3 separate regions of the Homo sapiens genome follow, and all the other regions are linked to region 1. Evidence: read pairs that join two places in POLR2A ChIA-PET (ENCODE). Cell type or tissue: MCF 10A. All regions are shown on one strand. Region 1 overlaps GLI3 (GLI family zinc finger 3). Region 2 overlaps GLI3 (GLI family zinc finger 3). Region 3 overlaps GLI3 (GLI family zinc finger 3).

Region 1 (8,000 bases):
CACCCCACCCCATCACCTCCCCAGACCTCCCCAAGGAAAGCTGGACTATGCTTCACTGCAGCAGAACACTATCATTTCACATTTAAAAACAAAAGTCTATTAAAAGGAATGAAATACGCATACACATTACAACATGGTTGAACTTTGACAGCATGCTAAATGAAAGAAGCCAGTCCAAGAAAAGATAAATACTGCATGATTCCATTTATATGAGTATCCAGAATAGGTAAATCTATATATTAAAAAAGGTGGGTGAATAGAGAAATTGGGGATGACAGCAAAAGGGTATGGGGTTTCTTTGTAGGGTAAGGAAAATGTTCTAAAATTCATGTGGTATTGGTTGCACAGCTTTGAGAATATATCAAAACATACGAATTGCTGTATACTTTAAATGGATGAATTACATGGTAGATAAATTATATCTCAATAAAGATATTACCCCCCACCCCCACCCCACGCCTCCAAAGAAAAACTCACAAAAGTATACTTGGTGATGAAGTCTGGTACCAGGAAATTGTGGGAGAATAGGAAGAAGGTTGAAGGAACAGCCAGGTAGAATGGAATCTGACTTCCCCAGAGCTACACCTCTCCTTCAGACTGACTGGGGTAGGGCCCGACAAGTGTTTTTCCATGGAAGCACAAGACTGCATCTTAATCACAACTTCTGCTACAACATACACAGACACAGACACAGACACACACACACACACACACACACACACACACACACAGATGGGTTGAGTCAAAGTGGAACCTATTTTATTTTTTTGAGACAGAGTGAGACAGAGTCTTGCTCTGTTGCCCAGGCTGGAGTGCAGTGGTATGATCTCAGCTCACTACAACCTCCACCTCCCGAGTTCAAGTGATTCTTCTGCCTCAGCCTCCTGAGCAACTGGGACTACAGGCATGCGCCACCACTCCCAGCTAATTTTTGTATTTTTAGTAGAGACGGGGTTTCACTGTATTGGCCAGGCTGGTCTTGAGCTCCTGACCTCATGATCCACCTGCCTCGGCCTCCCAAAGTACTGGGATTACAGGCGTGAGCCACTGCGCCCGGCTGTGGAACATATTTTTATGATACAGTATTTTCCAGTGGGTTTCTTACTGGCCTCAGTTAATAACCTGGGAACCTCACATAAATGACGACTTCTCTGTATTCCTCTGTCCTCATCGTCCAAGTTGTAGAGATGAGTGGAAAGATGGAGAAACCTGAACTTTGTGCAGAGTTGTTAACAGAACAAAGCCAAAAAACATCATACGCTAACATCAGTTCAAGTATGCAAAATAGTGCATGATTTGAAAAAGCAGATAGTTTCTAATCCATGATATATTCTAAAATTTACTAAAGATGCTTGAAAAATTGACGCACTGTTAATTCAGAATCTCTATCTTTTCAGTTTTGCTGTTACCTTGGATTATATAATAACTAGGTATAAATGTAAAATTTGTGACATAATTTATCTAGCTGACCCTCCACCCTACCCTAAGGAATGCACATGTCGCAGGCTCAAACTCATATAAATAGAATCACAGTAGTGACTTAATATTAACGTGACCTAAAAACTGAAGGAAATGTGAGTTTTTGAGAAGAGTTTCTAAGAAGTAAATATTCATAATATTGGTTGATGTTATTTATATTATTTAGGTCAAAAGGAAACATCCTCATTCTTCAAAGTGCCTTAAGGGCCCTGCTATGGTCTGAATGTGTCACCCCTGAAATCCATATGTTGAAACTTAATCACCAGTGTGGGTGTATTAAGAGATGGGGCCTTGGCCAGGCACGGTGGCTCACGCCTGTAATCCTAGCACTTTAGGAGGCCAAGGCGGGTGGATCACCTGAGGTCAGGAGTTTGAGACCAGCCTGGCCAACGTGGTGAAACCCTGTCTCTACTAAAAATGCAAAAAATTAGCTGGACATTGTAGCAGGTGCCTGTAATCCCAGCTACTCGGGAGGCTGAGGCAGGAGAATCACTTGAACCCAGGAGGAGGAGGTTGCAGTGAGCCAAGATCACTCCATTGCACTCCAGCCTGGGCAATAAGAATGAAACTCCATCTCAAAAAAAAAAAGGGGGGGGGGGTGGGGCCTTAAGGAGGTGATTAAGAGGGCAGAGCCCTCATGAAAGGGATTAGTGACCTTATAAAGGGACTGGAGGGAGCCCTCTCCCTTTCTGTGTGAGGACACAGCCAGAGGCTCCAGCTATAAGGCATAGAATGAGCCCTCACCAGACACTGAATCTTCTGACGTCTTGACCTTAGACTTCCCAGCTTCCAGAACAGTGAGAAATCAACTTCTCTTATTTATAAATTACCCAGTGTTAAGATATTTTGTTATCGCAACAGAAACAGGCTAAGACAGGCCCCTAATTCCTTCTAGAAACTATAAAAGTGCTCCTTCTCTTAAAATTTTGTTTTCTGAGTTCTAAGTTATTTTACTAAAACGAAAATGTAACTGTTGTCTCTTAAGAGGCTTCTCTTACCATCCAGTAAGTTGCCTTTTGTTAAAGAGCTTCTCAGAGTTTCTTTCCTGGAGTGGCCTGTATTTAAGTCCTATTGTGATTTTACATGGAGAAGTAAAGTGACGTGTGTAAACTATTCTAAGACTCTGTGCACATCGTTTCTACAAGTTACTGAGCAGATTTAATTTTATACCATATCCTTTTAAATATCGACTTTGTTTCAGCCAAATGACAACAAAACCAGTAAACTCTTCTTAAGCAAATTGATTAGGGGCTTAATTACCAAAAAGAAAGATATAGAGTTAAGCAAGTAAGGATTCAGTAGTATCTATTCTAGAGATACTTTTAAAAAAGACTATTAAACACAGATAGGCAAAATTATTTTAACTGTGTAGTCATGGAACGAAATTATTTGGAAAACCATTCTCCAAAGAGGCACCTTCTATTTCATCTCTGTAATGAACAAATCCAGCAAACATGGTAAGAGCCAAGGTTTCTGATTTGAGCTCTAGCCCCAAAGGAGGTGCAGTTAAATCCCAATTTCCTGTTCCACAACTGGCTCCTAGATGAGGAAAATAGAAAGGCCAGAGGAGCTAAGAAAGTGGCTATAAATGCAACCTCTCCGAAGGATCAAATGAATTTGTCACTCTTATGCACGATCATTCCTACAAGTCCAGCATACGGAGAAAGCATTACCATCCATTGCAATTGCATTTATATCCAAGTTAAGGATTTCAGAAGCCAGATTGTATCCCAGAACATTAAAATTCCCTCACCTATGGGCTTGGTTTTCTGCCAGATTCAGAAAAGAGAGTTAATGGATAGTTTCTCTCTACACTAATAGCAATTTTACTATTCAACCTGTTGTCAAAATAATGCTTATTTTGGGCTGGGTGCAGTGGCTCACACCTGTAATCCCAATACTTTAGGAGGCTGAGGCGGGAGGATTGCTTGAGCCCAGGCGTTCAACACCAGCCTGGGCAACATAGTAAGACCTCATTTCTAACAAAAAATAAAAATAAAAATTAGCACACGCCTGTAGTCCCAGCTACCTGAGAGGCTGTAGTGAGCTGAGATTGCACCACTGCACGCCAGCCTGGGTGACAGAGCAAGACTCTGTCTCCAAAAAAAAAAAAAAAAAAAAAGGAAACATAATGCTTATTTTCCTATTAAAACTTTGAAAGGTAGGACGAATAGGTATAATAATATTTATAATAGTACATTTGCACTTTTAACTGTAGGGTGATTAATGCTTGCTTACACACACACACACACACACACACACACAATGACTATCCCTAAGAAGAACAGAGAAGATTTAATTTTTAGTCTCCTTGATTACAAAGGTAGGCACAAAGTTTTCCTGTTGGAAAATCAAGCTACTAGGAGCACCAGTATCTAGAAGTACACAGAACATTAGCCTTTATTTCCTAATTTTTATGATTTCAGCAATCCACATGAAGCCTAAGCATATAGGTATTACTAGTAAAGGATCTGAACATGCAGTGTGATTCCAAGAAAATTCAAAAGTTAAGAATAAAATAAAAAACGTAAATGAAAAACGAGATCCAATTTGAATGGGTGGTCTCTGTCTTCAATGCCCTACGAAAGCAACCATACTCCCTCCACATCACTGAAGTCTGATTCTGAACATTAGAACAATCAGCTCTTGAACTGGCCTTCAAGTTTAGAAATTCTGATATAATTTTGATCACTAAAATATAGGTTAAAATAATCATAGTTACAATAAAATGTATTTGAATTTCAAGTAGATTTGGAGAGAGTATTTTTAATATTGGGAGAAAAGTTGACAATTCGTTTTAATGAAATCTTTTGAAGATGGGAGGTAGAGAAGTGTTTTTGGTACCAGCCACAGTCCAAACTACATCCACGGTCATGGCTCTCCCTGAAGGCCTACTGCTCGTCACATTGCTAAGGGAGGGTCTTACACGGTAAGTGCTGGGAGAACTTTCCATTGGCAATTAAAAATAGATTAAGGCAAGTGTGTGTGTGTGTGTGTGTGTGTGTGTGTGTGTGTAGAGATGGATGGTGATTGCTGATCACAGAAGCACAGGCACGTCTCAAGAACTACTGGAAGAAAGGAAGGAGGCAGGCAAGTAGGCAAAATTATCCCTTTGGAAATCTGCCCACAGTCCCTGCTGAGCTGACGCATTCATTCACTATTCACTCAAAGCTTATTTATGATATGACAGTTACTGTGCTCAACACTGAAAAGGCAAGACAGAATAAGACATGTCCATTGGATCTTATCCAAGGTTGGCTGCGGGAATGCAGAAACGAATACTGTCTAAAAATTAGCCTTCAATGCACGGACACATTTGCTTGGCAATTAAAAGTAAGCTACTCAGAAGAATGCATGATTCTTTTGCTTCACTCATGCTCCCCACATCATAGAAAACTAGCAGGCCCATTGCCCAGGGCTTTTCCAGGTTTGTCCTACCAAACCAAGGTGGAAAGCAAGCCCCTCCGCTTCGGCATGCTTTTCAACCTGTAGAAGTATCAACTCTATCATTTTTCAATCAACTTTTATTCACAAGCCACCCTGGTGTGCAGTACCCTCCTAAACATCTTGACCCCCTATTAACAGTACATCTAAGTATATAAAAGCAAAATCTCCATACACGCAATATGAGTATCCACTACATGTTCTATACCTAGATTGTAATTTTCTTTAGCTTATTAGTAGAAGGCATAGAGTTTAGAGAAAGAGCATAAGCCCAGACAGTAGGCTATAGGGATTCATTCATTTGTGTGCCATGGGCAAAACATATATGAGACATAGGCATTGTGCCTGAGTCTAAATAAGGTGAATGGGAAACAATGGGATAGGCACTAATAAAATAGTGAAGAAGGGAAGGTTTCATAAACAGGGTAACTGAGCTGAATTCAGAAGGAAGAAAGGGAGGCTGACACAGGAAAAAGTGAATTGAGGAAGAAGGGAAGAGAGATACAGAGGCCCAGTGTTAAGAAAAACACAATGTGTTGGAAAATGGTGCCAAGTATAGGATTGGGGAATGTGTGTGCGTGTCTGTGCATATGTGTGTGTATGCATGTGTATGTGTGCACATGCTGGTGAGTGGCTGTAGGATGAGTGCTGCAGAGGCAGCCTGGGGAAAAATTATAAGGGGAGTTGAGTGCCCTAAGGCAACCAGATCCCAGGCAACCAAGAGCAGGTTTTAAGCAGGGCAATGATCAGATTTGTTCTTATAAAAGGTAACTCTGGCAGCATCATAGAGGCACTAAGCAAAGACTGGGCAATGAATCCATCTAGGAGTTGCTATAATCATCCAAGAAAGCTGTGACCTTGAACTACAGCAGTAGCCAGGAGGATGAATAGTAAGGGGCTAGATGTGAAAGACATTATGGAATAATTTGTGGGTGATGAATTAGAGAGAGGAGTAACAGGTGATACCGAAGTCTCCAGCTTGAAAGATCTGAGACAATAACAGTATTGGAGGGCCAGGAGATTTGGTGACGATTACCCTTCTGTGTGGAACATATCATAGTGGAGATGCCTCCAGGACATCTCTGGTAGAGAGATCCCACAGAGAAGACAATCCTGGACATAAAGATTTGAGAATCTAAGAAAGACTGCAGCTGATGCAGGAATGTGGGCCCCTTCCCTACCCCATGTTATCTTTGGTAAACTAAAAAACACCTACACAGTATTTTAAAGATTTCACAAAGCCCAATTTGAAAACCCCTGACCAATGGAGACTGTACAGAGGATGAAAAAGGAAGAAATTGAAAACAATGACGAGACCGGTATTTTAAGAGATAGGGAAACAAAAAAAGAAAGTAAAGGAGAGAACAAAGGACACAGTAAATGGCAGGGGACAGAGCATGTCATCATGTGGGGTGTCTTTGGAGGACCCCAAAAGAAGCGATTAAGGCAAGGAAGTATTAAGTTCTTTGCCAGTGGTAGCTTGCCAGCCCCAGTAAGTTTGGGGGGATCAGACAGGAAAGACAGAAAATGTCTAGCAATATGTTGGAGTGTGGGCTTAAGCAGGAAAACTGGTTCATTTGAAATTACTGTGCTGGAAGGGGCTAAGGAGTTGCAAATAGAAATCAATATAGCACTCGAGTTTTAAGCAGTTTGTTGTTTTGAACCTTTTGTTTCTCCCATGCTGCCTGCAAAATTCAGTTCTGTGCAACAGCCTTTTATCAAGGAGGCCTGCTGGAAAAGTGAGACTGTGACCTCATCCCAGAATACAGATGAGTGGTCACCAGAAGTCAGCTGGATGTGTGACAAAGTGTCCGGCAAGAAAAAAGGTGGAGTGAGAGGAAACCCGAGGACCACACTGACCTGGAGGCACACCTGACCACCCCTGAAACAAGGGAGACAGAGCAGAGCCAGGGTTTTAGAGGAAAATGCCCTCCAGAGGCTGGCAACATAGAGATCCACAGCTGGAGACGTGTGGTCACGTCTAGGATGGGGTCACTGAGCGAGGATAACTTGACCTCTGGCAGTCCTTCTTCAAATGCCACCTCCTTACAGAGACTCATCGCCCCGCTCGATCCTGGTCCTGATGACCCCACTTACTGTCCAACCTCCCCATCCTTGAACTCTCCAAGCCCTACCCTGCTGCTCTCCCTTTTTTCCCGTGGCCCTTATCACTTCCAACACACTATAATTTACTGACTGACATTGTTTAATATTTATTGTCTGCTCCGCCCACCAGAATGTGAATTCCACACAGCCAGGGATTTTTATCAGTTTTGTTCAATGATATGTTCCAAGTGCCTGGAACAATGCCCAGCCTATAGTAGGAACTCAGTAAATACTTGCTGGAGGAATGTGTTATTAGAAATGTGTTATTGAAAACAACAAGCTTTGGAGCCAATGTGGTCCCAGGCCTCAATATACTCCCAACCGGCTGCCTGCCTTAGATTTGTGCTTTGAGAATCAGAAGCCACAGGAAACGGAAGCAATTTCCTGTGATTGCTCTATTCCCCACAATCTGATAAACCTCAGCATCACAGATGCCTGTAGGGTCCACCAAGGAGGGCCTCCTTTCAGACTATAATTTTAGACTGGGGTTCTGAGTTAGTCATGACATAATTCAGAGTTATCTTAGTTGGCTCCTATTTGTTATAAATGAAAAGAATTTTAAAATTTATTTTTGCCCACCATGACAATGTTGACATAACTGTGGGGTAAGGGTTCTGGCATTTAAATGGTAACCCTAACTTTCAATGTTATGTCCCACTGGCTGTAGAAAAAAATAATCTGATGCTTTATCGTAGGTTTCTCTTGAAATAATTCATTAAAGCATCAGATGAAGGAGGAAAAACAAAGACCAAGTTATCCTTGACAAGATTAAGCTGCACTCTATCTCACTGGAATTTGGGCCCCTAGCTATTGTTCTTGTGGACAGTTTGCACAGAGATTTCTTCCCAATGCAATGCTGTCAACGAATAGAAAACTAAAGGGCATATTTCCTCCTTAATCTGCTTGTGGAAATCTCATTCACGGAATAGAAATCTTGCCCCCTATCATGACTAACATGTTTGAAGAGTCAA
Region 2 (8,000 bases), 82 kb after region 1:
CCAAGATTGTATTTTTCAAATTTGTTTCAGTATAGCTCTCTGCCAAAACATCCCTAGTTTTCTCAGAGCTCCAAGGATGAGTTTCAAAATCCACCTCTCTCCTCCTATTTCCTTTTAGTGTGCTTAGCTTGCTTGGGTCACTGAAGATCCAAAATCTGGCTAATCTGTTACTTCATACTCAAAAAGTTAGCAAGCAGGTTCCTGGAAACATATCTGCTAACATTTATTTTCTGATGTGTGATTTTCCCCGGGGCAGGGATGGGGATGCAACAATAACAACAATGAGTGACAGGCAGCCCTGTGTCATTGGCCTTTGTTCCCCCGAGGAAAGGTCTGAAATGAACTCAGCTTGCAGTGTGGCTATAGGAAATGGCATGTCTTTGTTTAGGTGAAAAAAGTGGGGCTCTGTTACCTAAGTGAGGGAGAGACGGCCACATAGGAAAGGCTGCAGGGAGCTTCAGTTTAGGCAGTATTCACCATATAAACCTAACCTCAAAGTGTCTTCCCATCAGGACAAATTCTGTTAAAGTTCAGTTTTCTCAAACACATACTTAAAAAAATAAATAAAATGACAACAGTAAATTTCTGTTTTCTTTGAAGCCAGGCTTAACATGAGTGGAAGCATTGTACTCAAAGAAAAAAGTCTGTTACAGCCCAGTACCTCCCAGGCCCCCGCAACAGGTTTGACAGCAGCCTCTATAGAGTCGGCGGCTTCCGGTTCAGTGAACGTGAATACCTCAGTCAATATCTGCTCCTGGACCGTGCTGCTGAGCGCAGCACAAAGAACACAGGAATTTTATCCAAGAAGCTGGGGCTCAGACTCTGAATATACACTATAATTAGGGCCTGCTTTCTCTGCAACTGAGGACCGAATTCAGTATTTCAGTCATTAGAAATACTGCAAAACAGAAAGGAGTATACACCCTTTGAGTACAATTTATCTGTTTTGTGGTTGTTTCTTAACGCAAAGTAAAGTGTGTATCGGCGGATCTGGATTTATGTGCCCGCTCATCAGAATTTTAAAAGTTTAGGAATTGAAACTCAACCATCTTTTCCTAACTATGAGGAAACTATGTATGTAGGTGGCCTAAGATAGTTCTTGAAAATTAGGCAGGACTTAAACTTTTTCAGTTAATCACGAGAAATGATAACCAAATAATAAGACATTTATTTTTTGATTTGACATGATATGCAGTGAAAAATGTGAACAATAGCAGTAGAAAAGCATAAAAGTAGAAAACATGACACATGGCATTGCTCATAAAAAAGAGAAAAATAAAGCAGAGAAAGAAGTACAGAGTGAAGATGGAGAGGGGGTGTTATTTTAGACCAAGGTTGGCAAACTTTTATCTTTCAGGCATTCCAGGTCATATTCTCTGTCACAGTTACTCAACTCTGCCCTTGTATTGCTAAAGCTGCCACAGATAATACTAAATAAGGAATGTCACTGTGTTCCAATAAAACTTTATTGACAAAAACAGGCCATGAACCGTATTTGGCCCATAGGCCACAGTTTGCCAATCCCTGTTTTAAGTAGTTGTTCACAGAAGACCTCTCTGAGAAGCAGAAACTGAGCAGGGAAATGTGTGAAGGGAGGGAGCAAGCCATAGGTATCTGAAGGAAGAAGGCTCTACGCAGATACACATTGTGTTCTAACATGGCTTCCCTTCTATTGGGTTTACCGCTATAATCACTAATTATTATCTACCCATGTTCTAACAGAGTCTTCTCAAATGTGATTAAGTATTGGTCAACACTCCACCCAGTTGATGAATCACAATTTACCAAACCACTCCAGTGGCTGAATATGTAAACTGTTCTATTGTATAGTGTCATACATTCTACAGCAGCAAAGACTGATAAGCATCTCATTTTTGGGTTACTCAATAGGTACATTAGGTCAAAAGGCCTGAACGTGGCTTTTTATGGCTCTTCGCACACTGCTGTATTTCCACCTTGGGAATTTGCAGAAGACAATGACAGCCAGTAACACTGAAAACTTCCTATCAGGTACTGTTAGAAATAGTTGTGCTCATCCAGGAAGTAGAAACTAGAGCAGCCAAGTCTGTGGTCTTCATTTTCACTAGCAAGGCATGGAAGTCCGGAGCAAGGGTGTGGAGTCTGATGCCTGGGTTAACTCAAGGGCACTACCTACTTGTAAGCTGAGTAACTTCTCTATGTCAAGGTTTCCATGTCTTTAAAATGAGACTAATAACTCCAGCATAGAGTTGTTATAAATATTAACACACATAAATATTATGACTACATAAAGTCTTTAATATTGTGCTTAGCCTATAGTAAGTATTCAAAAATGTCAGCTATGGTCATGATTATATACTTTTTCATCTGAATTATCTATTCATCTCTTTTTTGCCCTTATCTTTGATATTGCTATGGTCTTCTTAAATTGTTCATTTAAGATGGCTAATTTCATTCATTTTATTTCCATGTGTCGGCTCTGGAAAGCAGCAATACATTAAATAGCACTCAGTCATATAAGGGGACCAGTAACTGCTTTAATATCAGGAAATTAGTTTGACAGTGGAGAGCATCTGATGTGGCAATAGCTACTATTAATAGAATCTATTCTATCAAAAGTAGTCACTGAGCTTTTATTTTTTGAATCCTAGCTTGTTGGCACGAGGTGACACACTCAAACAGAAACAAAAGAAAAATGATGGTCATAGCAGTGACCCTATTATTTTTATCATCATTAAAAATAATATTTATTTAGGAGCTACCATATGTAGAGCATGGGCTCAGCCTAGCAAATGCAAAGAAATACACAGATCGTCTTCACCCTGAGAGATGTAATTATAATTTAGTTCATGTTTTCTTTTTCTTTTTTGGGGGGGCGGTGGGGAGTGTTTTAGGGTTTGCTACAGTATTTGCTAGACTTTGCAATTTGATATGTCATTACACTTTACCAGTCTTAATAATGTTATGGTAAAGCACAAACACTGGGTGGAGGAGGCGGGGGGAAACTTTCCTTTGTTAATTTTAAGTTACACTATTAAAATATTCCAAACTAGTTTTGACCCCAAATATAATTATAAGGTTTTACTAAATCTCCATATTTTACCGGAAACTTCCCTAAGAATGCAACGAATGAAATCACTATTACATGAACAGGCCCAATATAGTGTTTTCAGTAAGCAGCTAGACTGAAGAGGCTCCTTTGGAATAAGTATGTGAGCTCTCAGTAAAGATAATACCAGGACAAGCAACGTGCTAAATTTAGGGGAGGGGAACTCAGTAGTAGCCCTGGTCATCTACTTACTATTTCCTTCTCTAAGCTTTTACCATAATGATATACCTTTTCTTAGAGCTTTTTCTCTCTGGGAAGAAATGTATTTATTCATATGCCAAACTTGCCTCTCATCTCCCTGCTCTCATCCCTAACAGGCAGCCATAATTACGGGGGCGAGGCCTTACCTATTTCCAGTGCACTCTGTCTCACAGCTGATATTAATGATCTTCATAATACTGAGTCCTCTCCCTGAGGTGAAGGGAGGTGGCCACTTTTAGTGGGAAGAACAGCTCTCCTTACTTAGGTGGAATGATTCCAGAGAGTGTCAGGCAGCCTTGGAAGGAGACACATTGACTCAACAAAGAAAAAAAAAGGGCTGACGTACAGAACAGAACATGAGTGCTCATTTTCCCTAAGACAGAAAAGCTGGTTTTCGAAAGTGGATTAGTAAAGTGGATGGTGAAATGCAACAGCCTTTATGTGAGCTGGCTTGGGGTGCAGTACTGTTCACATCCACAGCACAAAGCAAGAGCAGCTCACAGCTCGACTGGCAAGAAGATTGGTGGGGCTTAATTATTGCAATGGATTAGTAACCAAGGACCCTGCTTTGGAAAATGAATTGCAGATCTCAGTATGAAACAGAAAGACAGTTCGAAATTCAATTAATACTGGTCCATAAATTAGAAAACCTTGGCTCAGAAAGATTGTACATAAGGGCTACATTTCTTTTTCCCAAGAAAAATCCAAAATGAATGAAATCAAATTGGAATTTAAAGCTACTTTATAATTTGGGTTTCTACAAATACACCATGCCTACTTTTAAAAAGGAAGCATGCTTAATTGAGTTCTAACACTAAAAAACAAAAAACACACACTCAAAATGCAAGAGAGAAAGTACTTTAATTATTACTGTGGAAAGTAGCCACTTGACAATGCAATTGTATTCTGGGGTAGTAGGCTGTAATATACCAATTGCCTACATTCCCAAGTGAAATTTTAAAAATTAGTACTTATTTTTAGCCTAGCAGGCATCATTTGTTCCCATAGAATACAGTAGTGTCTCCTCGAGTTAGGGAAGGAACAGCCCTGATGTCAACAATGCAAGGCAGGAAATACAGAGACCAAGAAGTAAAAATATACACATAAAATAAGAGTATGTGTGTATAGATTCAGGTTCTTTCATTAATGCACAAAATAATCTCAGTAATAAAGTAGACTCACTCTGATATTTTTTCTAAAACATTATACTTCTTGCAATCTAGCTTAACAAGTCTCTCAAAGGATTTGAGAGAGAGGGAGAGAGAGCAACATTCCATTTGTTTATTGGGCCTAAGACCTGGTGAATTCAGTGGAGAATAACTTTCCGAGGAAACGGGAAGATTCCTCATATCCAGTGTTTCTTAATTTTCAAATTACTTGAATTAAACAAATACAATGCAGGAATTGTACATTTTATAACAACCTTTACGTGACAACTCAGAGAATAATACTACTTATATTCCAGGTCCTACTTAGAAGTTCTGAGTCTAAATTCACAATTTTGATTTAAGAAACAAAATGCCAATAAATTATAAATTATTTCTAGTGATGTATTTGAATCCATTCAAGTTTCTATACTCATTCTACACTGCCTAACCATAAACTGTGGATAACACCGTAAGAATAAGCAGGGCAAGCTGAAGGCATTCCGTTTAGCAAACTGGGTTCTTTAACACAAACTGACGTATTTCCGTACATATTTATAAGGCTTAGTGGTTATTATTAGTCTGTAATTGCAGTTGTTCTAACACCTAATAAGCCATGGTTGGAAAAACAAAGGCAGGTTAATTTGTGATTTCCTCTACTCATTCAGAGGCAAATTAAGTGTCAAACAGCTAATACGAAACATATTTCATTTTATGAGATTTTAATTTAATTCTGCACCATATCGTTGATGCCTTAATATAGGGTGGTTTATCTAAAAAGAGGAGCAATTTATAAACCTCTTTCAATAGAATCTTTAATGATAGGATATGATAGCATAATTATAGAAGCGCCTGCCCTTCTTCTAAACAGAGATCTGTCGGCATTTCCATCAACACAAATCCTTGTTTTTAGGAGACTCGTAATTTAGTTTTTAAAGCTGGCACCAGAAGAACAATTGTGTGTACAAAATAATGATAATATCTCCAAATTTTGTCTTCTTAGAATTAAAAATATTGCAAAAACTTAGTACTCTTCACTTGATCTCATTTTCTATAAGACAATTATATAGCAAACAGTTTGGAATTCAAGTTTTGGATGAAGTGATTTTACTTTCCCAGGTAACTGATTCATCCCTTAGCAAATACGTGCTTTTAAGATTTCTATAACCAAGCCACATTTGCCTCGATTAGCCTCCACTTTCAAGGTGATCACAGGTGTCTACTTATCATACCTCAGAAGGTGCAAGAGCAACCCAGGGTCTCATAACTGAGCAAGGGCAGAATAGAAACTCCCAGTATTTTTCATGCCCCCCACTGCCTGGAATGCCAACCTTCAGCATTTATTTAGAGCTCTGTGCTTTTCAGAGTGCTTACATGAACATTATTTCATTGAACTCTCCCTGTGATCTGAAGAGGTGGGTACAGCAGACAGCTTCATTTCCACGTTACGAAACCAACACATGCAAAGGTCAGTGGCCAGAGTGCACAGCACAAGTGAGTGGCAACACAAGAACAGGAATTCGAGCTCTCTGACTGCTCCTCCACTGTCTCTCAGACTGGGCCAATGTGAGTGTCCACTGAGCACCTTTTACAAAGTGCCTGACCAAGTGCTGGGCACTGCCCCTGAAACTAGAAGGGAGCAGTGACCGTTAACAATAAATCACCAAGCAAGAGGAAAAGCATCACAACAAAGCTACATGCGAGTCTCTGGGACGGCCCTTAAATTAGGCCTTGAGGATGAATATAAGCAGGAGTTCACCATGCAGAGAGGGAAGGCCACTGAGACCAATGCAGACAGAATGTCAGTCACAAAGACACAGGGGCGTGACATGCCCCAGCTTGCTGGGGCCCACTTCATAAGCATAGCGTCCACCCAGGGCCCTGCCAGGATGCACTAAAACCAGGCAGTCCCAGGAGGCCACAAACCCATAAGCTCACCATTCTCTGTGCCCGCAGCAATGATATTCCCTCTCAGAATCTTCCAGGACTTGTCTTTTGAGGCTCAGGATTATCTATCAGCTTTACATCATCAATCTTTTTGATAATTATACATTTAGGCTGCTAGAGAACCATTTAGTCAGATGCTAGTAAAGTATCCAAAGCCTGGCTAAAAAAGCAGGAAGAACTAAAATCCAAAGAAAACCCAGCTCAACAGTCACACCTGAAATGTGACTCCCCCGACTCTGCCTACGAGGATGGTCCAGATGTGACGCATCTTGTCTCGTGATGTTATCACCACGGGCCAATGCAGGTCAGTAATGAGGGCCTAGAACACACAGTGGGGGCTACAGGAGGGCTTGCTGTTATATTCCGCCATAGAACCAAGACTTGGGGTTTTTATTGATAAATTCATATTTGAATTTAATTACAAGGCAAACTATAATGAATGCAGAGGAAATAGTTCAGCCTATTATATAAACTCATTTTAAAAAATTGCTCTAGAACATCATTTCTGAAAGAATGAAGAACTCCAAAATTCCGGAGAAAATCTGACTTAAATTAAGTACATCACAAAGGCTCCAGTCTGGGAGGAATTAGCCATCCATGTCTCCGAGGTCTATCTGGCCCTTGCATGCTCTGAACCATGGGGCAGATCCTCATCTGAGACCCATGTGGTCACATCTGTATCATAAAACCTCTGTATAATGGGGTGAATTACATGTCATGTTTCAGGCTGAACTAGGAATTTCCTTCCCTTTGTATAGAGAATTTTAAATTGGCCTCCTGGTTTTATTAGAGGGTATTTTTAGCAGGCTTCAGAACCCTGTAAATACTTACTTGTGTTCCAGTGAAAACTCAAAGGATCAGTCACAAGTTTCTGCATTCTCTCTCTATAAATACCCACTTCTCCTTTAATGCTTATAGAAGTCTGCAACACAGATTTATTACTTACCTCCAGGCAAATCTGCTCTGAAATTACAATTCAGTAATGGGAGATGGATCCAAAAAACTGTTGGTAAAATATTATATGTGTACTTGGGCATGTAGTTAGGATTGTTAATATCAATTAATTCTGTTCACAGAGGAGGACTTGTTTTAAAACAACTTCATTTTTCTTTGGCATAATATGTAATTACACAGCTGTAACTAATAGCCACGGAGATGCAATCTACCATCTGAATAACCAGCATTATTCTTCAAAGTATTATTTGTGCTTTTCTAACTTTACTGTCTCAGAATAAAGGGTGATTATTAGATATGAATAAATGTATATATCAAGGCCGTTAGCAAGGGACAGCCCATCCCAGAGAGTGGCTCCAATTATTATGGTACATGACAGTTTCCTGGACAGTACTACAAAAAAATACTGTTTTACTTTGCAACTCCACCATCCTTTATTTCCTCCAAACCAAGGAAGATGGTATTTACTTCCAAGAGATTTCCTTTTTCCTTTTCTAATGTATGTTATCACTAGCATTCTTTCCTTTTATCTTTCTGTAAACCATGTGCTCGATCACATTTGCCATTTTGTTTGGCTGACATTCCCATCAATCAAGTGACTTCTGGTGTACTTACATAGGGGCTATGAAAATTTACCATAAAAATTTCATTACAATTCCTTGTGA
Region 3 (8,000 bases), 210 kb after region 1:
GCTTGCAGAAAAACCTTTCAGCTCACACCAACTCTATTTGTCCCAGTATTGATCAACCTCATCATAGGTACACAGACCACATCAAAATGAGGACAATAAGCTTAGAGGATAATTAATTAATGAAACAGACTCATCAATATTTACATTAAGAAAGGACAGGGCCAAACTTTAATGTGTATAGTCTAGGAAGAGTCACCATATTCTCAGTTAGCCAAGCTCCCAGGAGGCAGCACTTTTTGCTCTATCTGCTTTCGGCATTGTTGTCCCAAGGGGTTCAGGCCTACATCCAACTTTTCTGGCTCTGCTTCTTGGACTTCATCCTTTCCCAATTAACATCAACAGTTCCAACTCAAGTCTCTTTTCTAAGTTTCTGAGCTTTATATCCAGCCACTTGGATGCCCTCCAGCTTAACCTGACAAATTTGGGGTCATCATTGTCTCTAAATCTGCTCTACTCCCGTCTGTCTTAGCGAACGGCATTCCATCTACCCATGAAGCCCTAGCTAGAGAACCAGGTAGCATCTTTGACTCTCCTTCCTCCATCCCCAGAGTCCTACTAAGCCCTGTCAATTTTAAACTAACATGTCTCTAATGCATCAACTTCTCTCTCTGTCTCTTTTTTTTTTTTTTTTTGGAGTCGGAGTTTCACTCTGTCACCTGTCACCCAGGCTGGAGTGCAGTGGCATGATCTCGGCTCACTGCAACCTCTGTCTCCCAGGTTCAAGCGATTCTCCTGCCTCAGCCTCCCGAGTAACTGGGATTACAGGCACCCACCACCAGGTCTGGCTAATTTTTTTATTTTTAGTAGAGACAGGGTTTCACCATGTTGGTCAGGGTGTTCTCAAACTCCTGACCTCAAGTGATCTGCCCACCTCGGCCTCCCAAAGCGCTGGGATTACAGGCATGAGCCACTGTGCCTGGCCTCTAATGCGTCAACTTATCTCACCCCCACTGCCACCAATGAAGTCTAAGCCATCACCAGTCTGCACTTGAGTTAATGAAGTAGCCTCCTAATGGTCTCCTGTCTTCTGTGTTGCCCCACTAACCTATTACATACACTGTAGCTTGAGTCATATAACACCAATACAAACCTATCTCCCATCCTTGAACACTGTCATGTCTGCCTTAAGGATAAAATGAAACAGGGCTTCTTAGGCATTCATAAGCTAGACTCTATTTAGCCAGCTTCGTCAAAACATACCACCTCCCACTTCCATTCCCCAGTCCCAGTAAGGTGATTTCAATTGCTTGATATACAAGGTTCCCTTTTACCTCTGGAAAGTCTGCCCAACAACCCCGTTTGTCTGGAACATAACCTCCCTTTGTACCTGCCTCCTCACATCTGTTTTTACAGTGCTTTTTCTGATTCTTTCATAAGTTTCAGCTTGCATACCTCTTCTTCCAGGAAATGTCCCCAGATGCCCAGCTCTGTTCCCAATGGTGCCAGTGCCCCCACTAGGTCCTCTCATATCCCTGCAGTGTTGCTCTATTGCGGCAATCATCACAATTTATTAGTATAGCTTATTTAATAATCAAGCTTCACCACCAGACCATCTATTCCCTAAGGGCAGAAATTATTTGTTTAATTCACTCCCTCAGTACTTAGCACAGTATTGGCACATAGGACATACATGAAAAATACCTACTGAATGCATGAATTAATGGGTGGATGGACAGATGAGTAAGTATTCAATAAATCTGGTTTGCTATCTTCCTCTGGCAGGATAGAAGGGCCAAATGAGCAGACACAGTGTGTCAGTTTCTATGTATCTTGGCTCTAACTAGAATGCTACAATTAAATGTAATTCCTTTTTTGATCATTTTTCATACATGACTTTGTTGCCAAGTTGTGCAGGTGGAGTGTGTCCAATAAGGTAAACAACGTTAAACACAAAAATTAATGGGGAGAAAAGCAAAAACAGCCTCCCCTATCCTCACTAATATCCAACAGTACATAAATAAATAAGGTGGATCCCCAAGATTCTTCAGAAGACAATGCTGGCTCTCTTCATTTACTCATGATTAAAGACATTTTCATGGTCCTACAAAATGGGAAATATCTTTTAAAGGGACCTACCTCTCAATGCAGGTACATCGTAAATCTCTTTTAGCAGAAAGTGGTAAGGAAACATAGTTGGATTATCTAGGCTAGAGAATGTCAGTCAGCTCTTTGAATTTCAACTATTAATTCTCACCAGTGTTAAATAAGAGCTGCAGAAAATGTGGATGGGAGGGGCCAGCTTTACAGGAGACTAAATATTTTCTCTACCTACAAAGGCGTCCTGATTAACGTTGCATTGCAGAAGATGTACCTCCCAAAAAAGATCTTTTAAAAATCTACGTGTAAATAGAACACCAAAAAATATATTACACAAAAGCATCCTTCAGCATCCCCTTTTAAAGCATTAAAGATTAAATTTATATAGATTTTTAAAGAGGTCACCACCTTTGTTACTTAAAGTTCACACTATAAGTTTATCTTAGTTCCACCTTATGAACCTGGTGAAGACAACACTGCTTCTGACATGAAGATTCCAAATTTCCTCTAAAATCTCTGTTGGTACACTTGACAAGAGATCATCTTCAAAGCCGTTTCATGTCTCACTTGAGATGTTAAAAAATGCTGGACCTTTCTAATCAAGAGGGAAAGAAAAAGAAGGGAAGGAAAGCAGAAAGGATAAAAGAAGAAAAGGAAATGTATCTGAATATTGGTTGGCAGCATGTTTACTTATGGAACAAAATGGTAAAGAAGCCATCAAGTAGTATTTCTCAACAGAAAGGACATGGACAGGGAATCGACAATGTCGTGTATACATCATGTGCTTCATTTCTATTACTCCTGATGGCAACCCTTCAAGAAGTTTTATCCTCTGGATTTTACAAATAAGGAAACTGAGGCCTACAATGTAGCCCTGACTTAGGCCTTCCTGGCCCCTGATACTTAGGGCAGGACCTGAACTCACATCCGAGTCTGGCTGTCTGCAGGACCCCCGTTACTGACTGCTTTTCTCTACTATATGTGTCCCTCTTAACGTCATCAAGTTTAATCGGCTTTTCCCAGGGTCCCTAGAAAAATCAAGTCTTCACAACCTATCAACAGCTATCCAAGATCTATGCAGCTAAGAGTAATGACATAAAAATCACTCCATTTTTAGGCTTTATTTAATACACCAATACCAACCAATAGGCCTCACCTTGTGGATACCAAGATGCCCCGGCAGAAGTTACAGAGTTCTGACACTATGGTCCCTTTCTAGAGAAATGCAAGGATATTAACTTGGGCATCCTCTTCTTATTTTAATCCTCTGACTAACACAATCACAGTTAAAACAACTTGCTCTTAGAGAGCAGGGGGAGTTGACCACTGGATGGCCTTGGGGCCATATGTTCAAGCACACTCTGAATTCCTCTTCATTACGTAACTTGAAAACCAAATGAAATGTCGTGCTACTGGAGCACGGAGCCCTTACTCAGTACAGAGAAGGATGGGGGCCTTTGTCACCTGAAATTCACCACTTTGCTATGTTCCGGTCAGCGGGAGGTACAGTTCGCTACTCACAGGCCTAAAAGCAGTGTCGGGCTTAGCTACCCCAGACAGGAGAGTCAGCGCCTGCTCATGCATTGAGACTGAAACAATGGTCTGGGCGTCACAGCAGCTGTGCAAATCCCTGAAAATTCAGTCCACGTTAACGCAAGGCTCTCGCTCTACATAACCTTCAGGAAGCCCACGTTGATGTGTTTAAAGGGAACCAGTCAAAGATGGTGAATCAGACTGGAGGCAGGGAGCAGAGAATCATGATTCGGGTACATATAGGTGTGGCCGCCCCAAATAAATGGCCCAAGCATCTACTCTGCAAACGCATCTTAACCCAAAGCTAGACTGGAGCATTTTATTCCCTGAAGGGAGTAAAAATTATCCTAAATTCTTCCAGGTGTGGCTTAAGGTCATTTTTATACCTACTCATTCATTCCACAAATATTTATTGAGCCCCTGCACTGTGGCGGCCCCTGTTCCAAGCACTGAGACACTATGTGAAGGACACAGGACAGGCTCATGGTTCTTACATTCTGCACAGAGACAGAAAGTAAACACGCAAATGTGCAAAAAATGGAATAACTGCATTGAGTGATTGGTTCCTTAAAGGAAAAATGAAGGGAAATGTGACGGGAAGCCCTGGGCCAGGGCAGGTTCGGAGCTTCAGAGAGGCAGTCAAGTGTCTGAGGCTGGAGAGTGAGAAGGATCCAGGAGCACAAGCGAGAAAACACTCACCATGAGGTGAGCTTTCCCAACTCCACTGCTTGCCTGAGGAGCCGTCCTGAGATCTCCGTTGCAGAGCCAATCCTGGGGATGCTGAGCTCCGGGGATGTGGGAGGACTGCATGACTGTACTCACAGGCCAGGACAAGTTCTGTTTATTTTCCAAACACCCTCTACCTCATCTGAAGGTGGTTTGGCAAGACCTGGAATCAGGGCCTTCTAGGCAAATGGCTGTGACCTTCCTAAAGGTATCAAGACTGTAGAACTTCCCTTAAGGGATTAATGTAGTATCTAAAATTTTTAAAAATCAGTACTTCCCTCTAGGGCGCAACTTTGATACCTCCTTGAGATGCATATGCACACACACACATACACACACACACACAAACACACAGGCGGCACACACAGATTAACTCTCTTGCAGAAAAAAAATGTTAGATGGTGGCACTTTAAAAACAACCAGATGAGACATAATTAATGGTGTCAAAAACACATAACTTAAAATACTCAAACTCTAAGAAAAAGTTTCTTTTTTTTTTTTTTAACTAAAAAGAAAAGACTTGGGACAATTTCACTGCCAACTAAAATGACAAGGCATTTTTTCCCCAAAATTTATTATGATGATAGATAACAAATGGCATCTATAAAGCAGTCAGTTAACAACGAGAAACAAAAGAAGAATACACTGAGAATACTAGGAACAGAGTTATAAAAATGCCAGTTAGACATGCAAGAAGCAGCAGGGCTTTGAAAACGCACAAAGCTGGATCCAAATGTTAGATGTGGTTTTAGCTACTCACCGCAAAGCTGGGTTACTAACATTTCTAAAATTTCTGAAAATGATTTTCAGGCCTCTAGCCTGCTTTGGAGCAGATGAAAATTTTCCATTGTTGATCCACAGACATTAGTATGCAAGGTAAATAACAGGCATCAGGCAAGATATCTATTTCTAATAAGTTTACAGAAAGCACATTAAAAGCCCGTTAGAACTCTGATTTACCTCAATACACACAGGCAGAAAACCAGAGTACGGGCACACAAGCAGGACTCCCCTTCCAGTTCCCCTGTCTCACCAAGCAGGTTACAGTCCCAGCTGGGGCAGACAGCTCTACCTCAACTGCTTTCGTTTTTACAGTGAGTTTTTATATGCAATGGTTGTCATGCAAAAGTAGAAGGTGAACAAAAGACTGTATATATGTGCGTGTATGTGTGTGAGCACACGTGTGTCCTCTCCTTTCACCTTAGCCTAATAGCTGGACAACATGGTGAGCTCTTTGAGGGCAGGAGCCATGTCCTATCGGATTTATCCTGTGATGATGGGCTGAGGCCAAGGAGAAGATATTTAATAAAGATAAATATAAAGACCTATACCTGGCCAGGTGTGGTGGCTCACACCTGTAATCCCAGCACTTTGCGAGGTCGAGGCAGGCGGATCACATAAGGTCAGGAGTTCGAGACCAGCCTGGCCTACATGGTGAAACCCCGTCTCTACTAAAAATACAAAAATTAGCCAGGCATGGTGGTGGGCACCTGCAGTCCCAGCTACTAGGGAGGCTGAGGCAGAAGAATTGCTTGAATCCGGGAGGCGGAGGTTGCAGTGAACTGAGATCATGCCACTGCATTCCAGCCTGGACAACAACAGCAAAACTCTGTCTCAAAAAAGGACCTATACCTAAGGCCAAACAATTACTACTCAAGTCATTTTCAGCAAAGAATGGCAGAAATAAGACTTGGCAGCAGGTAGGAAAGAATACCTAGGATATCGCCTTCCGTCATGGAGGTCACGGAGAGTCAAACAGCTGTGAAACCTGGTTTCCTAATTCAATCTATCCCATTAACAGGAATAGTTTGCTCTATGGTGTATCCACCATGCCAAGCAGCCCACTTTATCCTTTCCAAAGGGACCATATGTCCAGGCCCAGGTGAACAGACAGTGAACATTCAAAGCCAACTCAGACAGGAAAAAGGTAAAAGGAATGAAGGAAAGAGACTTTGAGGCCTTATCCTTCAAATATTTGTAAGTACTTGCGGAAGAAGAATTAGCACTAACTCATGTAGATGCAGAAAGCCAGAGAACGCTCCACTACCTCCCGTATCCACTATTTTAAAGTGCCTTTGAAGGACACCAGGCAAGGAGGGGTCAGGCAGTGTTGAAGTGATGGGGAGGCAGATTTTTGCCCCACACAAGAAAGAGTGATAAATTATATCATTTTAAAAATAAAGCCAGCAAAAACAGTTTTCTTGTGTCTGAACAAATGCTTCTCATTTTGGACAGGCTGGTCTGGCAATTCCTGTTATGAGAAGGAAGGTCAGGCTTCAAGTCTTATCCTAGCTCCCTCACGACTTCTTGGGCACTGTGGGCAAATCATGAGACAGAAGACTCTCCTTTAGTCAAAACTTTTCAGAAAAAAAAAATAGGCATTTATATGTGGATTGGTTAAACCTGAGCCTGTGCAAAAACACAGGACAGACTGAAATGCATGAAAACCATTTCTAGGAGAACAGAATGCTGCCTAGTGGACACACTCTAGGACTTAAACAATAAAATTATGTGCAATTTAGTTTTAAGTAATATTAAAATTCAGTACAGTAGTCCCCCCTTATCCTCCACAGATACATTTCAGTGGATGCCTGAAACCACAGATAGTCCTGAATCCTGTATACACTAAGTTTTTTCTTATAAATATATACTTACGATACCGTTTAGTCTATCGATTAGGCACAGTAAGAGATTAACAACAATAACTAATAATAAAATAGAATAATTACAACAATATACTGTAATAAGTTATATGAATGTGATATATCTCTCTCTCTCTCTGTCTCTTTCTGAAAATATTTTCTTGTACTGCACTTACTTATTTTTGGACCATGATTGACCATGGGTAACTAAAACCTCAGAAATAGAAACCTTGGGTAAGGAGGGACTCCTGTAATAAATGTCCAAAACTGCTGGGCAATTGACAGAATCAGTCCATCGGGTAGAAACTGTTACTGCCACAGCTAAGGGACAGGTTAAGTACTTTATTCCAAGACCCAAAGCTAGTAGGTGGCCACAAATCATGATATAGAATAGCCCTCACATACACATAGACAGACACACTAGCGCAAAGAAACCAGAAGTCACTTTGGGGCTGTACTGTCATGCAAGGATGGGAACACATTCTGGGAAATGTGTCGTTAGGCAATTTTGTTGTGAGAACATTATGGAGTGCATTTACATGGACCCAGATAGTAGAGCCTACTACATACCTAGGCTGTATGGCATAGCCTGTTGCTCCCAGGATACAAACCTGCATAGCATGTTACTATACTGAGTACTGTAGGCAACTGTAACACAATGGTATTTGTGTATCTAAACATAGTTAAACATAGGAAAAGTACAGTAAAAGTACCGTATTGGCCGGGCGCCATGGCTCACACCTGTAATCCTAGCACTTTGGGAAGCCGAGGCGGGCAGATCACAAGGTCAGGAGATCAAGACCATCTTGGCCAACATAGTGAAACCCTGTCTCTACTAAAAATACAAAAATTAGCTGGGCATGGTGGCGTGCGCCTGTAGTCCCAGCTACTCAGGAGGCTGAGGCAGGAGAATCGCTTGAACCCAGGAGGCAGAGGTCGCAGTGAGCCAAGATCACGCCACTGCACTCCAGCCTGGAGACAGAGCAAGACTCCGTCTCAAAAAAAAAAAAAAAAAAAATACGGTATTATAATCTTATGGGACAACTGTCATATATGCAGTCC

The links. ChIA-PET counts read pairs that join two places held together with the same protein. Peaks named below come from ENCODE experiments on the same cell type or tissue, not always from the same donor. Only the 100,000 strongest peaks of a DNase experiment are listed, where the experiment ranks them.
Region 2: POLR2A ChIA-PET joins it to region 1 with 10 read pairs; 2 of 35 experiments call an interaction of 5 or more read pairs at or near these places.
Region 3: POLR2A ChIA-PET joins it to region 1 with 10 read pairs; 3 of 35 experiments call an interaction of 5 or more read pairs at or near these places.

What each region holds. Positions count from the first base shown.
Region 1 is chr7:41,986,408-41,994,407 of GRCh38, forward strand. All of the region lies in intron 10 of GLI3 (GLI family zinc finger 3), which reads right to left. Among named protein-coding and RNA genes, the nearest start is that of GLI3, 250 kb to the right of the region's middle. In MCF 10A, no CTCF peak of the experiment used is centred here; a DNase peak (open chromatin) is centred at 4,664.
Region 2 is chr7:42,068,369-42,076,368 of GRCh38, forward strand. All of the region lies in intron 4 of GLI3 (GLI family zinc finger 3), which reads right to left. Among named protein-coding and RNA genes, the nearest start is that of GLI3, 160 kb to the right of the region's middle. In MCF 10A, no CTCF peak of the experiment used is centred here; DNase peaks (open chromatin) are centred at 1,903 and 3,653.
Region 3 is chr7:42,194,145-42,202,144 of GRCh38, forward strand. All of the region lies in intron 2 of GLI3 (GLI family zinc finger 3), which reads right to left. Among named protein-coding and RNA genes, the nearest start is that of GLI3, 39 kb to the right of the region's middle. In MCF 10A, no CTCF peak of the experiment used is centred here; DNase peaks (open chromatin) are centred at 3,487 and 4,367.